Regions from separate parts of the Homo sapiens genome. Here region 2 is linked to region 1. Evidence: read pairs that join two places in POLR2A ChIA-PET (ENCODE). Cell type or tissue: CD4-positive, alpha-beta T cell. All regions are shown on one strand. Region 1 has its middle 19 kb from the start of C11orf24. Region 2 overlaps CHKA (choline kinase alpha).

The links. ChIA-PET counts read pairs that join two places held together with the same protein. Peaks named below come from ENCODE experiments on the same cell type or tissue, not always from the same donor. Only the 100,000 strongest peaks of a DNase experiment are listed, where the experiment ranks them.
Region 2: POLR2A ChIA-PET joins it to region 1 with 6 read pairs; 3 of 35 experiments call an interaction of 5 or more read pairs at or near these places.

Annotation. Positions count from the first base shown.
Region 1 is chr11:68,250,000-68,254,999 of GRCh38, reverse strand. No RefSeq gene overlaps it. Among named protein-coding and RNA genes, the nearest start is that of C11orf24, 19 kb to the left of the region's middle. In CD4-positive, alpha-beta T cell, no CTCF peak of the experiment used is centred here; no DNase peak of the experiment used is centred here.
Region 2 is chr11:68,097,234-68,102,233 of GRCh38, reverse strand. The region is part of intron 1 of CHKA (choline kinase alpha); the gene reads left to right. Among named protein-coding and RNA genes, the nearest start is that of CHKA, 22 kb to the left of the region's middle. In CD4-positive, alpha-beta T cell, no CTCF peak of the experiment used is centred here; a DNase peak (open chromatin) is centred at 2,583.

The DNA of each region.
Region 1 (5,000 bases):
GTGGCCCAGAAATCAAGAGTCCTGCTGTGGGTTGTGAAGGCAGAGATGCCTATTGGATGCCAGGCAGACACTGGCCGTGAGTCTGAAGCACAGGGAAGGTCCCCACAGGACTGGTAGAGTGCTTCACCGCCTCCCCACGTGGCGGGAACCATTTCTAAGCCCACTTTCAGATGAGGAAATAGACAACAGGGGAGGTAGGTGACTTGCCCAAGGTCACACACAAGGTAAGGGGTGGGCCCAGTCCACCTGACTCCTGAACCCCAACTTCACCAGTGCTGCGTGCTCCGGGCACACGCTGAATGTACTTGAAGCACAAGATGAGCCCCGCTGGGCAATCTGGACTTCAGAGTGAAAAACTCACTGTCTTTTATGAGCCAGGGCCCACGGCAGGGGCCTGGTCCCGCTTTGCTGACTGTAGAGATGCCCGCTTGGACAGGACACAGCAGGAGGGCAGCAGGCACGAAGACGTCAGGTGAGCAGAGAGAACCACGGAGTGGCGCCAGGCGGGTAGGCCCAGCACATGAGATTCCGGGGGCCCTATACGTGGAAATGCATGAAGAAGGAAGACTCCACCCCAGCCTCTGGCCTTTCTCCTGAATCTCTGGGAGACCCCCCAACTCAGCATCTGAAAGATCCAGAGAACAGGTCCACGAACACGGAGCAGCTCTTTGTCTTGGGGAGCCTGTGGCTACAAGGAACAGAAACCTCAGGCCGTCCCAAGACGGGGATTTGCTGCAAAGACAGAATGAGAGCCGGGCCTCCTGGGGGCCGTGCGTCTGCTCCTCTCCTTCCCTCTGCTCTCTGCCCATCTCTGCTCCTCTCTGCAGAGGACCTACCTCCCGAAGCTGTTAGGCTCTGCTTTCCCCAAGGGGCTCTGATTGTAACCTTGGCTCCAACAGCAGCCCATTTAAGCTGCCTGTCCAACGCCCAGGTCCTCTGTGATCCAGTCCACTGTAGCCACAAGGCTGTCCCTAGTGGGCTGTCACAGCCCAGCTGTTCAGAAAGGGTTGTGGGCCAGGCGCAGTGGCTCAGCCTGTAATCCTAGCACTTTGGAGGCGAGGCAGAGGTTAGTTCAAGCCCAGGAATTCAAGACCAGCCTGGGCAACATAGCAAGACCCCATCCCTACAAAAAATAAAAACTAGCCAGGCATGGTGGCACATGCCTGTACTCCCAGTTCCTCGGGAGGATAAGGCAGGAGGATGGCTTGAGCCCAGCAGGTTGAGGCTGCAGTGAGCTATGATCCCACCACTGCACTCTAGCCTGGGTGACAGAGAAGACCCTGTCTCAAAAAAAAGGGGAGGATGTGGACAGAGAAGGAAGGATGTGCATAGCTTGGGATCTGTGCCAGGCCCTGGGCTGAGCTCTGGGACACAAAGATGCAAAGGAAATGCTTCCTGCCTTCCAGGAGTTACAGTGGGGAAATCAGATGGTGACAGTGACAGGCAGTCAACAGGGACAGGAAAAATGGCGCTCTAAGGCCCCACTCGGGAGCTTCACTCTGCAGGGCAATTGGCAGTGGCATTAAAGCTAAAGATGCAGCCGGGTGCGGTGGCTCACACCTGTAATCCCAGCACTTTGGGAGGCCGAGGTGGGCGGATCACCTGAGGTCAGTAGTTTGAGACCAGCCTGGCCAACATGGTGAAACCCCATCTCTACTAAAAACACAAAAAAATTTAGCCGTGCATGGTAGCAGGCATCTATAGTCCCAGCTACTCTGGAGGGTGAGGCACAAGCATCACTTGAATCCGGGAGGTGGAGCTTGTAGTGAGCCGAGATCACACCACTGCACTCCAGCCTGGGTGACAGAACAAGACTCCGTCTCAATTAAAAACAAAACAAAACAAAAAGACTAAAGATGCAATCACACATCTTGGTTTCTTCCTTATGAAAGCACACATGGAGGCACTAAGGAGAACATCATGGGCCACATTATTTGTGATGGCAAAACATTTTAAAGCTCCAAATCATCTTCAATGGTGCTTATACAAAGTACTGAACAACAGTTCAGAGGAATGAGCTAGAGCTCCATGTAACAGAATTAGTAGTTTTCAGCCAGGCACGGTGGCTCACGCCTATAATCCCAGCACTTTGGGAGGCCGAGGTGGGTGGATCACCTGAGGTCGGGAGTTGAAGACCAGCCTAGCTAACATGGCAAAACTTCGTCTCTACTAAAAATACAAAAATTAGCCGGGCATGGTTGTGGGCACCTGTAGTCCCAGCTACTTGGGAGGCTGAGGCAGGAGAATGGCATGAACCCGGGAGGCAGAGCTTGCAGTGAGCTGGGATCACGCCACTGCACTCCAGCCTGGGTGACAGAGCAAGACTCCATCTCCAAAAAAAAAAAATTAGTAGTTTTCCAAGACATACTATTGAGCAAAGAAAAAGAAAAGTTGCTGATAGTACCGTACAATACTGCTTGCATTAGTTACCTATTGCAGTACAATATTACCACAAATTTAGCCATTCAAAAAACAGCCCACAGCTGGGCGTGGTGGCTCACACCTGTAGTCCCAGCACTTTGGGAGGCCGAGGCAGGCGGATCACAAGGTCAGGAGATTGAGACCATCCTGGCTAACACAGTGAAACCCTGTCTCTACTAAAAATACAAAAAACATTAGCCAGGCATGGTGGCACGGGCCTGTAGCCCCAGCTGCTAGGGAGGCTGAGGCAGGAGAATTGCTTGATCCCAGGAGGTGGAGGTTGCGGTGAACCAAGATTGTGCCCCTGCACTCCAGCCTGGGCAACAGAGCGAGACTCCATATCAAAAACAAAACAAAAAAACCAGCCCACATTTATCACCTCAGTTTCTGTGAGCCAGGAATCTGAGCGAGGCTTAGCTGGGTCTTCCAATTCAGGGTCTCACAGAGCTTTAATCAAGGTGTCAGCAAGGGCTGCAGTCTCATCTGAGGCTCACCTGGGGAAGGATCTGCTTCTACGCTCACATGGTTGTTGGTAGCATTCAGTTCCTTGCAGGACTGCAGACTGAGGGCTTCAGCTTCTCACTGGCTTTTGGAGGCTGGAGGCTGCACCCACTTCCTTGTCATGTGGCTCACTCCATAGGCCGCTCGTGACAGGGCAGCTTGCTTCTTCAAAGCCAGCAAGGCAGAGAGTCACTAAGCAAGACAGACTTTATAATCTTTTAAAATTATTAGTGTGATAAAATATACATCAGATAAAATTTACCATTTTTACCATTTTAAGTGTACAATTCAGTGGCATTAAATACATTCACAGTATTTAATTGTATAACCAGTACTTTTTCCACCATCCCAAACAGAAGCTCTCTACCCATTAAGCAATAACTCTCTGCTTCCTCCACCCCCAGCTCCTGGTAATCTTTATTCTACTTTCTGTCTTCATAAATTTGCCTATTCTAGATAGAGTGGAGTGATAGAAGTGGAATCATCCAATGTTTGTCCTTTCACTTCTGATTTTAGTAATCTGAGCTTTTTTTTTGGTTAGTTTAGCTAAAGATTTGTCCATTCTGTTGATTTTTTTTTCAACTTTGATTTCATTATTTAATGGTTAATTTTAGCTGTCAACTTGACTGAGTTAAGGGATATCCAGATAGCTGGGAAAGTGTTATTTCTCGGTGTGTCTGTGAGGGTGCTTCTGGAGGTTGGCATCTGAATCACCGGACTGAATGAGGAAGATCTGTCCACATCCAATGTGGGCAGGCACTGTATTAGTCCGTTCTCACACTGCTAATAAAGACATACCTGAGACTGGGTAATTTATAAAGGAAAGAGGCTTAATTGACTCACAGTTCAGCATTGCTGGGGAAGCCTCAGGAAACTTACCATTATGGGTCAGGGGAAGCAAATACATCCTTCTTCACTTGGCAGCAGCAGGAGAAGAATGAGAGTCCAGCGAAGGGAGAAGCCCCTTATAAAACCATCAGATCTCATAAGAACTAACTCACTATGATGAGAACAGGATGGGGGTACCACCCCCATGATCCAATTATCTCCATATGGTCCCTCCCATGACATGTGGGTATTATGGGAACTACAGTTCAAGATGAGATTTGGGTGGGGACACAGCCAAACCATATCAGACACCATGCAACTTGTTTAGGCCCATATAGAACAAAAAGGCAGAGGAATGGTGAATTCACTCTTCTGGAGCTGGGACATCTGTCTTCTCTTGCTTTGGACATCAGAATTCCAGGTTCTCAGGCCTTCAGACTCTGGGACTTATACCAGTTTCCCAATTTCTCAGGCCTTTGGCCTTAGTGAGTTACGCTATTGGCTTCCCTGATTCAGGCCTTTGAACTCAGAATGAATTAGATCACAACTTCCCTCATTCCCCAGTTTGCAGACAGCACATTGTGGAACTTCTCGTCTTCCATAATCATGTCAGTGAATTCCCATAGTCAATCTATTATCTATCTATCTATCTATCTATCTATCTATCTATCTATCTACCTATCATGTGTCTGCGTATGTATCTATCTGTATATATGTATGTATGTAGCCATCTATCTATCTTTGTATCTATCTGTATGTATGTATGTTTCTATCTATCTTTGCTTCTGTTTTTTGGAGAACCCTAATACACATTGATTTTTTTCTTTTTCTTCTTTTTCTAGTCCAAGTGAAGCAGTGGGAGTAAAGAAGGAACAAAGAGGCCGAGCGTGGTGGCTCACACCTGTAATCCCAGCACTTTGGGAGGCCAAGGCGGGTGGATCACCTGAGGTCGGGAGTTCGAGACTGGCCTGACCAACATGGAGAAACCCCGTCTCTACTAAAAATACAAAATTAGCCTGGCATGGTGGCGCATGCCTGTAATCCCAGCTACTTGGGAGGCTGAGGCAGGAGAATCACTTGAACCTGGGAGGCAGAGGTTGCAATGAACTGAGATCACGCCACTGCACTCCAGCCTGGGCAACAAGAGCGAAATTCCATCTCAAAAAAAAAAAAAAAAAAGAAGGAACAAAGAAATCCATAACTGCATGTTATCAGTTAGTCGTAAACACCCCTGCACTCAAACGAACCTA
Region 2 (5,000 bases), 150 kb after region 1:
TGTGATTTCATATAAATTTTAGGATTGGTTTTCCTATTTCTATGAAGAATGTCATTGGTATTTTGATAGGGATTGCATTGAATGTATAGATTGCTTTGGGTAGTATGGACTTTTTTTTTTCTTTTTTTTTTTTTGAGACAGAGTCTTGCTCTGTCACCCAGGCTGGAGTGCAGTGGCGTGATCTTGGCTCACTGCCACCTCCGCCTCCTGAGTTCAAGAGATTCTCCTGCCTCAGCCTCCCGAGTAGCTGGGATTACAGGCGCCCACCACCATGCCCAGCTAATTTTTGTATTTTTAGTAGAGGCAGGATTTTATCATGTTGGCGAGGCTGGTCTTGAACTCCTGGCCTCAGGTGATCAGCCCACCTCAGCCTCCCAAAGTGTTGGGATTACAGGCGTCAGCCACGCGCTTGGCCAGTATGGACATTTTAACAATATTAATTCTTCTAATACATGAACATGGGATATTGTTCCATTTATTTGTGTCTTCAGTTTCTCTGATCAATATTTTAAAGTTTTCATTGCAGAGCTCTTTCACCTCCTTGGTTAAATTTCTTTCTTTTTCTTTTCTTTTTTTTTTTGTTAGCTATTGTAAACAGGATTGTTTTCTTGATTTCCATTCCAGATAATTTGCTATTAGCTGGCATGCAGTGGCGTGATCACAGCTCACTCCAGCCTTGACCTCCTGGGCTCAAGTGATCTTCCCACCTGAGCCTCCCGTTTAGAAATAATACTGCTACTGATTTTTGTATGTTGATTTTGTATCCTGCAATCTTACTGAACTTATTAGTTCTCATAGTTTTTTGGTGGGGTCTTTAGGGTTTTCTATATGTAAGATCATGTTGTCTGCAAACAGGGATAATTTAACTTCATTTCCAATTTGGATGCCTTTTATTTCTTTCTCTTGCCTTGTTTTTCTGGCTATCAAGAGAAGCTGAAATGATTCATTTCATTTTTGCTCAACAATTTATGTAAAATAACCTCTTTGGACCAGCGTGGTGGCTCACGCCTGTAATCCCAGCACTTTGGGGGGCTGAGACAGGTAGATCATGAGGTCAGGAGATCGAGACCATCCTGGCTAACACGGTGAAACCCCGTCTCTACTAAAAATACAAAAAAATTAGCCCGGTGTGGTGGTGGGCGCCTGTAGTCCCAGCTACTTGGGAGGCTGAGGCAGGAGAATGGTGTGAACCTGGGAGGTGGAGCTTGCAGTGAGCCGAGATCGCGCTGTTGCACTCCAGCCTGGGTGACAGAGTGAGACTCCGTCTCAAAAAAAAAAAAAAAAAAAAAAAAAAAAGAACCTCTTTATACTGCTTGTTATTCCCTTAGTATTCTGTTTTAAGGAATCATGGGTTGACAGTTAGTGATGCGTGCACCACTGGGTCTGGAGGGCAGGGGTGAGAATTCCTGCCAGCAGGTACTTCCTGCTTTTTTCTGTTTCCTTCCTGTCATTGTGTTGAGTGTGGAATAAGTGTGTTATTGTCACTGTATTTGAGATTTTGCTTGAGTATCTTGTGCCTCTCATATATATGTGTGTGTGTGTGCATATATATATTTAAATTTATTTATTTATTTATTGGAGATGATGTTTCGCTCTTGTATTTATTTATTTATTTATTTATTTATTTATGTATTTATTTATTGGAGATGATGTTTCGTTCTTGTCCCCCAGGCTGGAGTGCAATGGCACAATCTCGGCTCACTGCAATCTCTGCCTCTCGGGTTCAAGTAGTTCTCCTGCCTCAGCCTCCTGAGTAGCTGGGATTACAGGCACGTGCCACCATGCCCGGCTAATTTTTGTATTTTTAGTAGAGACAGGGTTTCACCATGTTGGCCAGGCTGGTCTTGAACTCCTGACCTCAAGTGATCTGCCCGCCTCAGCCTCCCAAAGTGCTAGGATTACAGGCGTGAGCCGCCACATCCAGCCCATGCCTCTCATATCTAATTATGACTTATAAAGCTATTATGCCAGGTGATAAAGTTTGTGGTTTCAAAACTTCTTGCAAATCCTTGAGAGCTCCTGGGGTTTTACTTGGGAGGATATTTTTGACAAATTATATGATAAATTGAACTGTTACATTTTTGCTACCATTTCTGGCATTTCTTCCTACCACATTTTATTGTTCCTGGTCATATTATTATTTGACTCATTGGTAGTTGGCTTTTTTTCTAGGTAAATTTCTCACAGTTTGGGTTATTGGTGCCAGTCACCTTGCTTCATTTATTTTGACTGTCACTAAAAAATAATTGACAATTTATTCACTAAAACCTATTGAACAATAGAGGCTACAGGTAATAAAAAGCAGTTGAAGGGTTTCCAGGTTGTGAGCTTGTTTCTGGCCAAGCTAGTCTGCCTTCCTTCTTTAGCAGTACGGGGGTAAACTTTGAATCAGGTTACACAATTTAGAACAGTACTTCATCTGTTTGCCTTTGCATTTGACTGAGATTTCCAGAGTATGTGACCGGAAGAAAAACTAGGGCTTTTAACTCTGTTTTAATGCCCGTTCTGTTGCTTGGTAGCCAGAAACCCATGTTGGCTGTGACCAGACGCGGCAGGGGGATTCTGATAAGCCACACAGTTGAGGCGCCACGCCAAGTTTAACAGAAAGGTTAAGGCTGCTTTTGGTTCCTTTGATCTACACGCTGTCGGCCTGCTTCACAGCTTGCTTTGGGAAAACAAGAACTTTGGGTTCCCTTTTATTTTTGTTCTTTTTAACTAAGGTAGACAACCTTCTGGGAAAATAGATCCTGACTCTTGCTGTCTTGTTCCTAGAGACTCATGATGGTTTTTCATTTTAAGTAACCTTTGAAAAAACCTCTTAAATATGTCTTACTTAAATCTGGGAAAAAATTGTTTGTGCTAGAAGCACATTCAAATTTTTTATTTGGTAAGAAAATGAGATATAGTTCACAAACCATACAATTCACCCATTTAAATTGTACAGTCCAGTGGCTTTTAGTGTAATCACAGATACTTGCAGCTGTTACCACAGTCAGTTTTAGAACATTTTCATCTTTCAAAAAGAAACTTTTAGCTATCATCCCCTACCCCTAAGTACCCCTTCCCACCCCAGCTCCTGGCAACCACTAATGGACTTTATAGATTTCCTTGTTCTGGACAGTTCATATGAATGGAATCATATAACATGTGGTCTTTTGTGACTGTCTTCTTTCACTTAGCATAATGTTTTTAAGTTTCATGTTGTAGTATATATCAGTACTTCATACTTTTTTATTAAAACTGTGGTAAAATAAGGTCAGGCATGGTGTGCCTGTAATTCTAGCACTTTGGGAGGCCGAGATGGGTGGATCACCTGAGGTCAGGAGTTCCAGAGCAGCCTGGCAAAACTCCGTTTCTACCAAAAATACAAAAATTAGCTAAGCATGCTGGCATACACCTGTAATCCCAGCTACTTGGGGGGCTGAGGCAGGAGAATCGCTTGAACCTGGGTGGTGGAGGTTGCAGTGAGCCGAGATTGTGCCACTGTACTCTAGCCTGGATGACAGAGCAAAACCCTCTCTGAAAAAAATAAATAAATAAATAAAATCAAGTAAAATTGTGGTAAAATAAGCAGCATTAAAAATACAATTTTAACAATTTAAAAATATATAGTTTAGTGGCATTAAGTACATTCATTGTTGTGCTGCCATCACCACCATCCGTCTCCAGAATGTTGTCGTCTTCCCAAACTGAAACTCTGTACCCATTAAACTTAAACCAACTCCCCATTTCCACCTAGTTACCCTTATTTTTAAAAATTAATGAGCTCGATCAGAATCTGTTTTCAGTTTTAAGCCACTAAATTTGTAGTAATTTGTTATAGCAGTAATAGGACATGGAGATGTTTGTGTCATAGAGGTTTATAGAGAGTAGTCCTGATGGAAGGTGATTTTGCAGCTCACGCAGCTCCTATGACATTTTTCTTTTATCTTTTCTTTTTCTTTTTTTTTTTTTTTTTTTTTGAGATAGGAGTCTCACTCTGTCGCCCAGGCTGGAGTACAGTGGCGCGATAACGGCTCACTGCAACCTCTGCCTCCTGGGTTCAAGCGATTCTTCTGCCTCAGCCTCTCAAGTAGCTGGTATTACAAGGTGTGTGCCACCACACCCGGCTAATTTATATTTTTAGTAGAGACAGGCTTTCACCATGTTGGCCAGGCTGGTGTCAAACTCTTGACCTCAGGTGATCCACCTGCCTTGGCCTCCCAAAGTGCTGGGATTACAGGCATGAGCCACTGCGCCCGACCTCCTGTAATGTCTTTAATGTGGCACATGGTGCTCTCCAGCTTTGCCTCCTATCTCTTTGACAACTCTTCATGGTTAGTTACAAGCAGGGACTCGAGCCATATGCCTGGGTTTGATTCCTTGCTTAGCTACTTACTTGGTGTGTGATTAGAGTATTGAGGTCTCCTGTTTCATCTGAAGGCCGTGGTAACCAGTTAATGTTGGGAGTTTTTTGAACAAGCTCCTAGTCAAAATCAGTTGACAGATTTTTAGTAACACTAGCGTAGAAGATCTTGGAACTATTAATACATATCAAATGGAAAGCCCTAGAGAAGAAGGTTTAAATATTGCCTCAAGATTTTTTTTTTTTTTTTTTTGAGACGGAGTCTTGCTCTGTCGCCCAGGCTGGAGTGCAGTGGTGCCATCTCGGCTCACTGCAAGCTTCGCCTCCCGGGTTCATGCCATTCTCCTGCCTCAGCCTCCTGAGTTGCTGGGACTACAGGCACCTGCCACCACGCCTGGCTAATTTTTTGTATTTTTTTAGTAGAGACGGGGTTTCACCGTGTTAGCCAGGATGGTCTAGATTCCTTGACCTTGTGATCCACCCGCCTCGGCCTCCCAAAGTGCTGGGATTACAGGCGTGAGCCACCGTGCCCGGCCCACACGGGCAATTTCAAAAACGCTTCCCCACCTCTACTGCAGAAAAACAGAAAGGGAATTTGTCTGTTTTTAATGTGACTCATGGAGTTAAATTGAGAGAATAAATCGAGATAAGATGA